2 separate regions of the Homo sapiens genome follow, and region 1 is linked to region 2. A link is a contact called in ENCODE Hi-C data. All regions are on one chromosome and are shown on one strand. Each heading gives the region's core, a stretch centred on a gene start or an enhancer-like site at or near the end of the contact. The rest is flanking DNA. Distances are from core to core; before and after follow the strand shown.

Region 1 (7,057 bases), core at 3,668-6,167, 110 kb before region 2:
GGCAGGCAGCCGGAGCCCTCCTGGAATGGGCATTACCACTGTGGCCGTTTTAGAGAGAAGGCTCTGAGGTCTAAGCACCTCTGAGATAACACAGCAGGTGGGACTGCATGGTGCATCCATCTTCCACACCCCACCACCCTGCACGACCTTAGCCACTGGGCTAGCAGTCACTTGACTGTGTTACTTACAACCTCACCAAACCCACCAGCATAGAGATGGTGGTTAGATCCTATGGGAGGAAGGAGGTGGAGCCCTGGGTCCCATCACCTGCGAGAAGGTTGAGGAGGAGAAACCCTGGCAGAAGTCAGGAAGGAGCGGCCGGTGGGGCACAAGGGCTCCTTGGTGAGGACGCTGCTCACAGCCCTAAGCCGTCGGTGGGTGTCTCAGTCTTTCTGCTCTCCCACCTCCTCTGCTGCCAGATCAAGAGCTGGGAGCTGACTCTCCTCTGAAGCCCTCCTAGTTCTCAAAGTCCAGCATTCTCCAATTCCCTCCTAACCTAAAACATGGCCTAGCACACGATAGGCACATCAAACTCTTTAACAACATCCACAGATACACCAAAATCCAAATTCTTTCCTGAGGGTTTCAAGGCCCCCCCCCGACCTGCCCCAGCAGCCTTTCCAATGCCCCCCAGTCACTGTCCCTCCTGTCCCCGGGTGCTAGCCCACCCCAGGCAGGACAGCCAGCTAGGAAGAGGCCCGCCTCAGCACCAGCCGCAGCGGCACAGTGGGTCTCGCACCCCTCCCCGGGCCAGCTGCCCCTCACCTCTAGAAGCTCGCTCCTTATTTCCCATCCTGTCCGAAGCATCTCTTTCTCCACTGGGTTCCTTCTCCAGAATAAATCACTCCCAACCTTCTGGGGGGGGATGCATGTCAGAACCTCTCATGAGCCTTCCTCCCACTGGCCCCTTTCCTCTTTCTCCTCACAGAACTTGTTTTCAATCATCCCTCTCCTAAATCAGTCCCTCTCACCCTGAACGTCCAGGAGGCACACATCTGAGCAGTCGGCAGACCTCACCCTCCTTGCAGGAGGAAGTCTCTCCTCACCTGCGCTCCCATGGACCAGTGAACTACGCCAGGCTCAAAACTCAGTGTCTGGGGAGAGTGCAGCACTCGCACGTGTGGGACTGTTCTGTTCTTCCTGCGATTTTCGGTTGTATCAGCACCAGCAGCCTTAATCACCCATGCAGCTGCAGTGCTTGTCAAGTGAAGTGGCCAGGATGCCTTTCTCATGGGCCACGGCCACCCACAACATGCTGACCCACGATGTACCCACAGCAGGCTCTACTGAACTCAGCTGTTCTTACATAAAGCAGAACCACAGAACTACACTGAAATATCTAGTCTAAATAAAAATTGATGCCAATCTCCATATAGATTTAGAAGTAACATTAAAATAACATCAAAAATGCCAAGGAGTGAAAGAAAAACATAAAAGAAACATACGGGAAAAGCCTCACCAAAAGAAAATCCATCCATCTGAAATTCTGATAGGCGCTGGGAGGAGACAGAGCAGGAGAGTATTTCACTTTGATTACTTGACTTATGCTGAAGACTGCAGCAAGGTTACCTTGAGAGGGTAGCCTAGCTGTTTCAACATGACTTTGTAAAATAGCATGGTAACCACTTACAGAGCAAGCGTCCTGCATGGATTCAGTACTAACACGTGGCCACTGAAAGCATCTTTAAATGAAAAGTTCTGGAGATTAGACAGTAGTGATGGTTATACAACAATGAGAAGGTATGTAAGCCACTGAAATATAGAAGTCAAGTGGTGAAGGTGGTAAATTTTATGTTTATTTTACCACAATTAAAATACAGCTCATTCATAATATTATTGTAATAATTATCAGTATCTTTTGAGTTTTTTAAAAAAAGAATAAAAAACTGACCTACTTAGAATGTGATTTTTAAAGAATTTTAAAGTTTAATAATTTACCACATAAACTTATGATCTGTTGAGTTTTTGCTCTAGGAACTCAAACTAAAGATACTTTCCACCTGAATTACCTCCACACCAGTAAGTGTTGGAGGTCACTCAACTCTGAGGTTGGAGGAAGACGGAGATTCTCATGGGAACAGCAGGTCCCAAGGACATCAGATGTCCTTTCACGACTGCACATCACTTCAACCAACACGACACAACTAGGCAGCATCCTCCGTCATTATCATTAATATTTTCTCACTTCTTTGTCCTTCCACCAGCATCGTATTTGGGTGACGTACTTTCTCAGTAGCCTATGCTCTGACAGGCATCGTAAACTATTTAGTAGAAGCTCCTCACCAGAGGTTGTGTCTACAATTTCCAGAAGGAGCCGGGTTTTTATTTTACATTTTTTTAAAAGTCATATGTACCTAAGAAACTTTCTAAGCTTATGTCCATGCTTTAAAAAAAAAGTTTTTAACTCCTTCCAAGCAATTTCTTAAAATAAATGTTATCATTTCACTATTCTTAGGGTGATCAGATTCCTGGAGAGAAATACCTGAGCTGCACAGCAAATACAAGACATATGACATCACTGATCTGACTTTTTATTCTTTTGGGAATTCTGAGGACGGCTTAGTCTTAATACTGAATCCAAGAGCATAAAAGGCAAACAGAAAATAAACCACATCTACCCTCCAGGCCCAAGGGAGAAGGTACAAGCTTTTGAGCTATCTGCTATCTTTTCCCAAAGCCCATCTGAGAGAAGGAATTTATGGGGAAAACTGTCCAGGGACATGCAATCCATTCTCTACTTTAAAAACTCAAAATCCTGCTTTCAGATCAAGCTGTTTTTCTAAACACCTGTGCACCTCAGTCACATTGGTTTAGCAACCTACAGAATCACTGCTTGGAGCTCATGTAAAGGTCCAATTTTGAAGCCGTATCTTCAGCTTCTCTGAGAACTTCTATGAGAAATCTGTGAGTGCATCTGCTGCTAAGATGCTATTCAGGGTGGGTCCATTATGTAGCTTAGTCTGCCCTACATAAAGTCCCATTGGAAATTTTGTTTTTAATGATCAGAACTGGGATAAAGCTTTCTTTGTATAATTACTACATTTCCCTTTTTTCTCCCAATGAGAACTAAATGACTGCTCTCATCTTTCTCTGGACTACCAGAAAACACAGAACAAATTATTTTTAAAAATTATGCTGACCCTTTAAAAGACAGTCACATTCACATTCTGCCTTTCTTGATCCTCAAGGTCTATTTTGACGTGAATATTTTATCTTAGTACCTACTTTTATTATAGGCTTTATTGAAATCTGAAGAAAAAGAAAGAAGGTAGGTCTGTGCTCTTAAAGGCATGAAACAACATGGTGTGTGATAAACATCATTTTTACCAAAACTTAAACATTTGCTATGAATAAATAGGATTTGTAAAATATCTCATTGCATCAAATATCAAGTGGCTCAAGGGACAGTGCTTCATGATAACACCACTCTTGGTCCCAGTCGTCATCATTAATAGTTCTAACAAGGTGCGCATGCATAGCGCCGTATAAAGCCATGTTACAGGAGGCCCCCGCAGTCACAGGAGATTGATCCCACTGGTCCCTGGGACAATGAAAATCTTGTTCATCCCATAAAATAAAGTTGGAGAGTGACAAGAACCAGGAGCAGCCATGGGCACAAGGACAGAAGAAAGCAAAACTGTGAGAACATCTTTCTCCTCTTCCTCCTCCTCCCTCCTTCCCTGCTACTTCCCAACCACTAAGTCAACTCTCCCACCCATGTGGCTAATCTTTATTTAACAGTTCAAGGAAATCCCTATATCCTGGACTAAGAATTTATAACTGCAATAAGTTTTAAATTGGTACATGGATGATCAAGATGTTTTGAGTAGATGCTGCCTGCGTGGTCCAACCTTCAGTTCCACTCTCTTTCCACAAAACAGAGGGGCTTTGAGAGAGTAGGGGACTGTGATCAACAGTGTTCTGAAATGCTGCTGCAGACTACCTGCCCCTCCAACTCCACCATACTCAGTGACAAATGAAAGGTACTCAATAAGCATCTCATGAGTGAATCCACTGGCTGTCAATGGCTAACAGAATGTGCACCAACCTTCAGAAACCAGAACAATAAATCCAGAACTATAAAAGAAACATCATACATATATGACAATATAATTTATATATATAAACAGACTTTTTATTATATAGAAATCAAGTTACTTGAAGAAAAGAAAACGGTTCTGTTTTTACCTTTATACAGCCATCAAAAATATCAGTTTTCCACGAGAGGCCAACTTTTCCAATAAGAGGTAGGTGTTCTCTGTTATTTTTTAAATGTATAACAATGAGCTTCACATGTCCATTTTCAATATTTCCTGAAAAGATATAAGATTGTTTCAATCACTGTCTTCCAGTGCAAGATGACAAACCAAGCACGTTCAGTCGGCGACTTTATAAGGATACCTCACCCTGGTAAGCCCTGGCCTCAGCGATGAGGGCAACATGGGCACAGCAATCCCAGCCTCTGGCTTGAGGCCAGAGTGATGCATCTGTGTCCCAGAGGCAGAAACATTAACAAGTGCCCAGAAAGGTGATGTCAAAGGTGAGTCAGGGGAAGCTGGCTGAGGCGAGCCTGGATAGCCACCTGTCACTGATGGAAAGGTGGTCGCTGAAGGAGGAAAGGGTTCTTCTGATGTGGGTAAGCCAACAGTGTTGGAAACCGATATCTAGAATTACACAGCTGAAGAAAGCAGGTGCAGAAATGGCAAAGAAACAAGGGGCTGGAGAGCAGGCGAACATGAAGAGGAGTGGAAGAAACTCACATGAAATAAACCAACACCTCTGCACATGCTTGTAACTGAGTGAGAGTCCGTGCACATGCCCACCTAGCTGGAGGCCAAACCCTGGCCCTCTGCTGCCAGCTCCAAGCCAGCTACTGGCAGCCTGGCCACACGGAGGAGCCCTCGCACCCACACAGCACACTAGCCCTGCTGCCACAGGCCTCTTGTGGCAGGGAGAGCCGCAGCACCACTCGGTCTCACACAGACACAAGCTTCCTGGTTCTGTCTGAACGCACCCTGAGAAGCGACCATCAGTTGCTTCTCACACAAACCAACCGACAGCAACACAACTCATACCCGAGAATTCTCCAGAGATGGAAGTCTGAACAAAGGGAAGATGCAAGTCACAGGGCAAAGCAAACAGAAAAATCATGGAAAAGAGCAAATGTTCTCCAGCCCTGGCCTGGTTATTTCATGAGACAAAATAAAACCAAAGCCAAGCTGCCTTGGGAGCCAAAGCTCTGCTCTAGAAATGTTATACAGTGTTCTCCAACTTCAGTGTCACCAGAAGGTTAAAGCCCACACTTTGCCTGGGGCCTCTTTTGTGACCCAGTAATATGCTTTAAGTGAAAGAGGACGCAGAGGCAGGGTTTCCAGCCCCGCAAACGGGAGCTCCTTGCCCAGATGCCACACTGCTGGTTTCTCCACGTCTTACTTCTGTTCCAAGGACAGAGGCAGCCCACATTTTCCTCTCTAATGCTGAGTAATTAGCAAGAGCTGTGTAGCTTCCCTTCCACTCTCCCCAGGCATAGGAAGAAATGCCAAATGACACGGACCCTTCCCAGGCAACAGCTCTGCTGTCACCTCATCACCTCGTCACCTCAGCAGGGCTCGACGGAAGCAGGGAGGAAGTGTATGAAAAGCGAGGCCTCAGTGGAGGCACAGTAATGACATTCTGAATGGACCAGATGTGACTCTGCTCTGCCCTGCACTACTGCAGCCACGTGCAAAACCAAGGGAGGCCTCTGACTGGTGCGGCAAAGGCAGGCAGCCGACGGCGCCTACAGAAAACCAGGAGCTCATCTTCCACACAGCTTGTCCCCAGGACACGGCAGAAAATGCACTCCAAATACAGCAGCCAATAACGTCTCAGTGGCAACTGCCTGAGCTAATAAACCTCAAATCCCTGTAGGAAGCAGAGACTGTTATTTTGTTATTACCAGGTATTCTCCCACTTCAGAACAATTATAACACTGTGGTGTCTCCAAAGGTCAGAGCTCTTTCCGCCAACCCTCTGTAACCACTTATAAGACAGAGAAAGGTTAAGCTCTTCCTACATTTAAACAGTCTGCACATGGAACAGATGTGTGAAAGTGTGTGTATATAAAATAGGTGTATTTTTGAGTACTTATTGTATACCAACCACTGAGTTAGACACTTAACAGCTTAGAAGAATACTTTAACACCTTAATAATAATATTAACTGGGTAATATAATTTTCTGAATTCATAGGTGATAAAACTGATGCAGAGAGGTTAACAGTAACTCGCCCAAGGTCAGATCCCTGGTCAACGGCAGAAACATGATCCAAACCCTGTTCTGTGTCCAGAGTCTATGTTACAATAGAGTAAGAAATATGCAAAACATAGCACTAATTAATTACTAGCCAATAATTTATAATGCAGATTCAGATTCTCATGTTTGTTTTCATACTACTCCCAAGAGAAAAGCCTATTTATAAATTAGCAAGCAGGATACACTGGGGAATCACTATGGCTTCCCAATACTTGAAGTAATGGCTCAGCCTATGAGTCCCACAGCCTCTGCTCCCAGCCCTCCTTATAAGCCGGTCACTGGTGATGCAGGCTCCTTCAGTGAGACACATGTGTTCCTGTAAACCTGGAGTCGGAAATGAGCATGAGAGGAGGAAGAGAACGGGAAGAGCCATCTGCTGGCAGAGGCAGTGGCAGGGGCCTGCGCCTCAGGCGGGCAGGAGCAGAGGTTCTGAGGCTGCTAATGGTTACTATACTGCTGATAGTTTCACAAGAGAAGCCACAGAGCATGGCTTTGCATCTATAAACACAGAGTGTGGCTCTCCTAGAGAGACTATGAGCAAGTATAGCCTTCATTAAATTCCCGTGCTCCTTAAGTCATTCAGAATAAACTCTGTTCTTGGAGACTCTAATCTTAACTTACCAATACACAAGACCATCTGCAAAATTCAGCAAAATACAATTTGAGGCTCACCATCCTTGGTTTCCAGTGACACTGTACTGGTAAGCATGGCCTTTAGACTCATAAAGACCTCATTCCAAACCCTGCTCAGCCATTTATTAACT
Region 2 (6,794 bases), core at 4,295-6,794:
CACTCAGCAAGTAGTCCAGGTTTGCTGATCCTCCCCATCCATGCTCTTCCTTACCCTCGATGGATGGCTCTTTTTCTTTTTTTTTTTTTTGAGATTGCGTCTCGCACTGCTGCCCAGGCTGGAGTACAGTGGCACGATCTCGGCTAACTGCAACCTCCACCTCCCAGGTTCATGCGATTCTCCTGCCTCAGCCTCCTGAGTAGCTGGGATTACAGGCACACACCACCACACCCAGCTACTTTTTTGTATTTTTAGTAGAGATGAAGTTTCACTATGTTGGCCAGACTGGTCTCGAACTCCTGACCTGGTGATCTACCTGCCTTGGCCTCCCAAAGTGCTGGGATTACAGGCATGAGCCACCGCACCTGGCGATGGATGGCTCAATTTTAAAAACATGTAGTTGCAATTCTAACCATCAAAATCATGGAAAACATTTCACAATCAGAGAAGGCTAAGAGGCTAAACACCAACATCCTCAAAAAATGGTGAAAATAACTAATAATAAAAGCCATAAGGAAGTAAAGCTCTTTCTAGCGATGCCATAGACTAAAATTTCCTTCCTTCATTCCACAAACTTTGAGTTCCTACTTCGCACCAGGCTTTGGGTTAAGCCCAGGGGATAGAAAGACGAGAAAGAGTCAGTCTCTATGATGGAGGAAACGGCACATTACAGTGGGGGCAACATTTGAGCACCTGGCAGTTAACACCGAGTGTGAAACATTCCCCAGGGCGGGCAGGGGAGTAAACACAGACAGGGTGCCGACAGCCAAGCTGCATGTCCAAGGGGCCAGAGCAATGTGGGTGGCAGGAAGGGGACATTTCAGGTGGGAGGTGCGGCCTGTCCAAAGGCCGATGGAAGGGAGCTGGAGCCAGGCACGCAGTGCAGCGGCACAGGCTGCAGGGCGTGTGGCCGCCCCCATGTACGCTCAGGCGCCATACCTGGATGCACCATGCCTCTTAGGTGCCACCTTGTCGTTATGACAATTTTTAACATTATTATTATCATTTTGTTAACCCCAAAGATGGCATTTTAAAATATTTATAACAGTTTTCTGGCAGATAGCAGTAAAAGGTGTTGTTTTAACAAAAAATTAATGTATTATGACAACTTTCTGATGATAGAAATAAAGCATATTATTCTACAAGGACTGATATACAATATATACATATAGAGAGAGAGAGAAAAGTTCTGCTTCAAGTCACAAAACATAACTTTGGCAAATCAAAAGATTTGATCAGCAAAATATTTTAATGATAATCAAAATGTTTTATTGATATAATAAGATCTAAAATAGCCCAGGTTTCTAAACAAGAGCTGCAATTCTAGCTGATGTACTGATCAGCAAACATTTTAAAACATAAAAAGGAACCCCCGGCCGGGCACTGTAGCTCACGCCTGTAATCCCAGCACTTTGGGAGGCTGAGGCAGGCGGATCACCTGAGGTCAGGAGCTCGAGACCAGCCTGGCCAACATATAGTGAAACCCCATCTCCACTAAAAAATACAAAAATTAGCTGGGCATGGTGGCACACACCTGTAATCCCAGCTACTTCGGAAGCTGAAGCAGGAGAATCGCTTGAACCTGGGAGGCAGAGGTTGCAGCGAGCCAAGATCGTGCCACTGCACTCCAGCCTGGGCAACAGAGCAAGACTCTGTCTCTCAAAAATAAAAATAAATAACTAAAAAGGAACTCCTATTGCTATTAGATCACTTGATAAAGTTAATGTTTGCCATTGTATTCCTTATGGGTATTTACCAGAATGGTATTGCTGAGATGACAATTTAAGCCTTCTATTTCTTTCACTGTGACATTTATTATTACTGTGCAATAATATATTTGTTTGCCATGATAACCCACAATGTAAGAATTGCATATAAATAAGTTTGATATATTACATAATAATGCATAAATGTAGCAATTGTTTATAGTTATATAATTTTCATCAGAATGATAGACGTTGCTAAAATTTAGATGCTTCTTGCCTATTTTTATGTCACTATTTCTAAGACAAAATACTTCTTAGATGTCAGAAAATAAAACTTAGAATCAGCAAATTAAAAAAACTGAAATCTATGAGAGAAGAAAATGAGGGAAAAATGTATTATTGAACAAATTCTTGGAGGTAAATAAAATGTCAGAAAAAGGGAACAGACTTAAAGCTCCTACGTTTCCGTGGAATGTCGCAGTCACCACACCAGGGACACACAGTGTTGAGTTTACTACCATCTACCTCCTTGTCAGCTGCAATTTCACAAGTTGCATGAAATACTGGAAAAGGTGCTATTATCATAGACTTCAAAGCATACAGACTACTATTATTTTGACTTTTAACAGGCACATAAAATAAATCGAAGGCTTTATTTTCTTTAGCTTTTTACAAGAAAAAACCATTAACACATGGGGATAGCAAAAGCAAAGCAACAGCTGTTCATTCAATGCATATTCTATATTCACATCAGGCATAGTATTCTATGCCAAATTAGTATGTAATAAATATGAAAAAAGCAGAGGGTAGTATTTTAAAAGCTGTTTTTCAGCAACATCAAATCTCCTACTGCCTTGGCCGGCATGTAAAGAATATAGGAGAATCTAGGACAAGGATTCTCCAACTGAGCACAGCAAACAGCATTAGTGCGCAGAGGTTACTCCAAGAGGCACAGAGACAAGGAAGGTCACACTCACTACTGTCCCCTCCACCAACCCCCCTCCATCACCCCCCTCCATCATCCCCCCTCCACCACCCCTCTTCCATCACCCCCACTCTGCCACCCCCCCCACCACCCCCACCCTCCCTCCATCACCCCCACTCATCCATCCCCCTCCACCATCCCCCCCTCCACGTGGATGGCTTCCATCAGCAGTTTCTCTCCTTCTTCAGGAGGCATTCCATGCAAAGGCAAGCACGAAGGCTTCCTTTCTCCTTCTTGACTGTACCCGCTCCTTGCCCCTTGCTTTTAACTTTGGATTGTTATTGGAGATTGCTCCATGGAAGCCATCCCATTCCCGTCACCAGCTGCCTCATGGTGCTTTGTCTGAACACATATCCTGTCCCTATCAGAGGTCTTTGCCAGCCTTCTGCTGTTCGAACGAAGTTGGATTGGTTGTTTCAGCTTTGATTTCTCTGCAAACGGCGAGGCTGCCCACTGTGCCAAGGCTCTGTTCCCAATGCCACCTACCAGCAGCTGCTTCCTCCAGGCCCTGGCCCTCTTGCTCCACTGGCTACTACCTAATCCTTAGTGTGGCCTGAGGAGTCCTGGAGAGGAGGAGGCAGCACCACTGTCCTCTGTTCTGCCACCTTAGCACTGAAAATCCCGGGGGGAGTTTAAAGATAACATGTCCTCCCCTGCCTCTTCATCATAGTTGAAAACCTCTCACCTAAAGTCAGAATCATTTTGAGGAAAAAAAGAAATATTATAGTAAGAAGAAATAATAATGTTCTTCACATTCCTTAATGAATTTTTTCATTGTAGATGGGCAAAGACTTGGAAAATCTCTTCTTTCAAAAAGATTTGGAAGTGGCATAGAAATATTAACATCTGAGGAGTGGCTGGGACTGCTAAGGGAGATGGTAGAATGAGAAGAGGAGAAGATCAGAAAGGAAAGGAATCAAGGTGTCCACAGGGCTGAGAAACTCACTACAGGCTCTTGGGAAGGATCTGTTTCCTTGCTCATTTGGGTTACAGGCAAATTCAGTTCCTCAAGATTGTAGGACTGAGGTCACTGCTTTCTCACTGGTTGTCATCTGGGGCCATTCCCAACTTCTAGAGGCTGCCACACTCCTGGGCTCTTGGTCTCCTTCCTCCATCTTCAAAGCCAACAGCAGTGGGATGAGTCTTTCACACTGAGAATCCCTCCTCCTCCTTTCATCTCATCTGCCTGACCCAGCCAGGAACGACTATGTGCTTCTAAGGATTCACAATGATGATGAGATAAGGTATGAACTTTGCCAAGAATCAGGTTCTTGAGTAAGCAACAGCAGCATCTGTTTCAAAATCCAGCTCCCCCAGCTACAGAGGCTGGGCTCTGACCCACACAGAAGCACTGCTCTCTCTCTCTCTCTTTTTCCCCCAACAGGGTCTTGCTCTGTCGCCTGGGTTGGAGTACAGTGGTGCCATCTCGACTCACTGATGCCTTGGCCTCCCAGGCTCAAGCCATCCTCCCACCTCAGCCTCCCAAGTAGCTGGACTACAAGTACGTGCCACCACGCCCAGCTATTTTTTTTTTTTTTTTTTTTTTTTTGTAGAGACGGGGTCTCACTCTGTTGCCCAGACTGGTCTTAAACTCCTGGTATCAAGTAATCCTCCCACTCCGGCTTCCCAAAGTCCTGGGATCACAGATGTGAGCAACAATGCCCGGCCAATGTTGCTCTCTTAACAAGCTCATTTTGGGCAAAGAGGAAACAGTGCCATGCCAGACCACAGTGGAGACTGGGGCAAAGGAAAAACCAGTATCTCTGATCGTGTCTTTACTGCAAGTGTTGACATTTTGTTAATCCTGGATATTCTGCATGGATTTTGATTTTAAAAAATATTTCTTTAAAGTATTATTTATCCAGGCCAGGTGCAGTGGCTCATGCCTGTAATCCCAGCATTTTGGGAGGCCAAAGCAGGTGGATCATTTGAAGTCAGGGGTTCGAGACTAGCCTGGCCAACATGGTGAAATCCTGTCTCTGCTAAGAATACAAAAATTAACCAGGTGGTGGTGTGCGCCTGTCATCCCAGCTACTTGGGAGGCTGAGTCAGGAGAATTGTTTGAGCTCGGGAGACAGGGGTTGCAGTGAGCCAAGATTGCGTCACTGCACTCCAGCCTGGGCAACAGAGCGAGACTCTGTCTCTCTCTCTCTCTCTCTCTCTCTCTCTCTCTCTCTGTATATATATATATATATATATATATATATATATATATATATGTGTGTGTGTGTGTGTGTGTGTGTGTGTGTGTGTGTGTATAATTTATCTTGATGACTGAGTTTTTGTCACTTCCTTTAAATTGGGTGCCCAAAGTGAGTCCTCCTCTTGCCTCCCCGAGTGCCAGAGCCCTGAGAGAAAATAAACCATTGCTGAGGAATCCAGGTATACAACTTTCCCAAATCCAGATTTATATGCTGCTTAGAATAGCAAAATCATTCCACCATACCAAAAATGGGCAATGGAACCAAAAACGTTCATAGTATTCTGAAACATACAGAGTTCTACATCTTGTCTTTGCGTCTTCCATTGATCCAAAGGAGAGAGGAGTAATGAAGATAAAGAAGACAGAACTGATTCTATTCCTTCCTGCCATGCGTTTAACTTTTCAGTACACGGCAGCAAACATGCTCAGAATGGTAGATTAATGCGTTTCATCAAAAGAGGGAGCCCTAACCTTCATTTGCTCATACCTGAGGCTTTGGCTCTTTGTTTGTCTTTGTAAATAGAGGAAGAATGTTAAGTATTCCATATGAAAGAACCAGGTATCGTTGAGTTGATTCTACTGTTTGCCTTTTGTCGTTTTGTTCTGTCTCCAAACCAATTCCCTCTGCTGGGTGGGTGAGAAGGCTTCCTGGTTCTCAGCCATCGTAACAGAAATTCAGGGTCTTCAGAGCCTAAATGACGCCTTACCCCTTCATGGCCACTAGAGGGCAACCGACACCACCATAATGAATTGATCCACCCAGGTTTATGATATTAACTAAGTTGATAATTATTTACACTATAAAGGCATTCTTTTGAGACCATTCTTCCTTTAGAATATCCTTTTAAAGGTATTTGTCTCTTTAAGATATATTTTATATAGCATTTATTTACATTTCGATATCCCCTAGTAAGTCCAATTAAATTTTAAAAAATTTGGACACAGCCTCCATGTATTCAACAAATATTTAAATATTACAGTTTGCATTCCATAAGCCTTTGTGCTAGACAATGAGGCCACAAATTTGAAAAAAGACTCAATCCTTGTCCTCAAGAATAGATGAATGGGAAGCACAAATAACTACAAGTACCAGAGCCAACATTTGCACAGGGACAGGCAGCATGGGTAAGGGAGTAATTCACTCTTTGGGGGAGGGAGAGAATTCAGCTAAACTTGTGTTGTATTTTGCACAAAAGGGATATGGCCAGTATGTAAAGTAACATGCATTTAATGGGAAAAGTGAAGCAATTGATATACTCTTAAAGTGTTTATTACTTGAAATGTTGGAAGTTTGAAATCATTCCCACTCTCTCCCAAAGGGAATATTTTGTTCATCACTGGATTTATCAGAGAAAAAAGCAAAAAGAAAGTGAGTACAAAATCCCCAAGACCTAAGTGCATTAGAAATCTCAAAGGGACTATGAAACATTCCCCTGATGTTTTTCCCCCATAAGAAGCTTAATTTGCTAAAACCCTTTCACTCCTGTAATCCCAGCACTCTGGGAGGCCGAGGTAGGCGGATCATGAGGTCAGGAGATCAAGACCATCCTGGCTAACACGGTGAAACCCTGTCTCTACTAAAAAAAAAAAAAAATACAAAAAGTTAGCCAGGAGCAGTGGCGGGCACCTGTAGTCCCAGCTACTCGGGAGGCTGAGACAGGAGAATGGCATTAACCTGGGAGGCAGAGCTTGCACTGAGCCGAGTTCACACCATTGCACTCCAGCCTGGGTGACAGAGGGAGACTCTGTCTAAAAAAAAAGAAAAAACACTTTAAAAGATATATTTTAATTTGAGAAAGAGTTTTTTAAATGTATTTTCTCCAAAAGCCACATTGTATATAGCCTGGTCCCGGAAATGCTCCTCCCCTCCCACTTGGAGAAGCCAGTAGGGCAGGAAGCT

What was found. Hi-C counts contacts between places; a loop is a spot of excess contacts on that map. Pooled maps may share reads with other maps.
Region 1: a map of HepG2 shows a loop between it and region 2 (20-fold over the local background). The contact joins two enhancer-like sites. A Hi-C loop is called at or near these places in 3 of 168 maps with a recorded cell type or tissue (CD8-positive, alpha-beta T cell, HepG2 and naive thymus-derived CD4-positive, alpha-beta T cell), 1 of 37 single-sample maps with no recorded cell type and 12 of 50 pooled maps.

The regions. Positions count from the first base shown.
Region 1 is chr18:74,077,739-74,084,795 of GRCh38, forward strand. It overlaps FBXO15 (F-box protein 15), which reads right to left. Exons shown (of 10, transcript NM_001142958.2): 9 at 4,189-4,313. Among named protein-coding and RNA genes, the nearest start is that of FBXO15, 67 kb to the right of the region's middle. Within about 2 kb of position 4,918, at least 6 of the 41 ENCODE cell types and tissues checked have a DNase peak (open chromatin) inside an H3K27ac peak, as active enhancers do.
Region 2 is chr18:74,190,952-74,197,745 of GRCh38, forward strand. No RefSeq gene overlaps it. Among named protein-coding and RNA genes, the nearest start is that of TIMM21, 46 kb to the left of the region's middle. RefSeq lists an enhancer at 6,650-6,794. Within about 2 kb of position 5,545, at least 9 of the 41 ENCODE cell types and tissues checked have a DNase peak (open chromatin) inside an H3K27ac peak, as active enhancers do.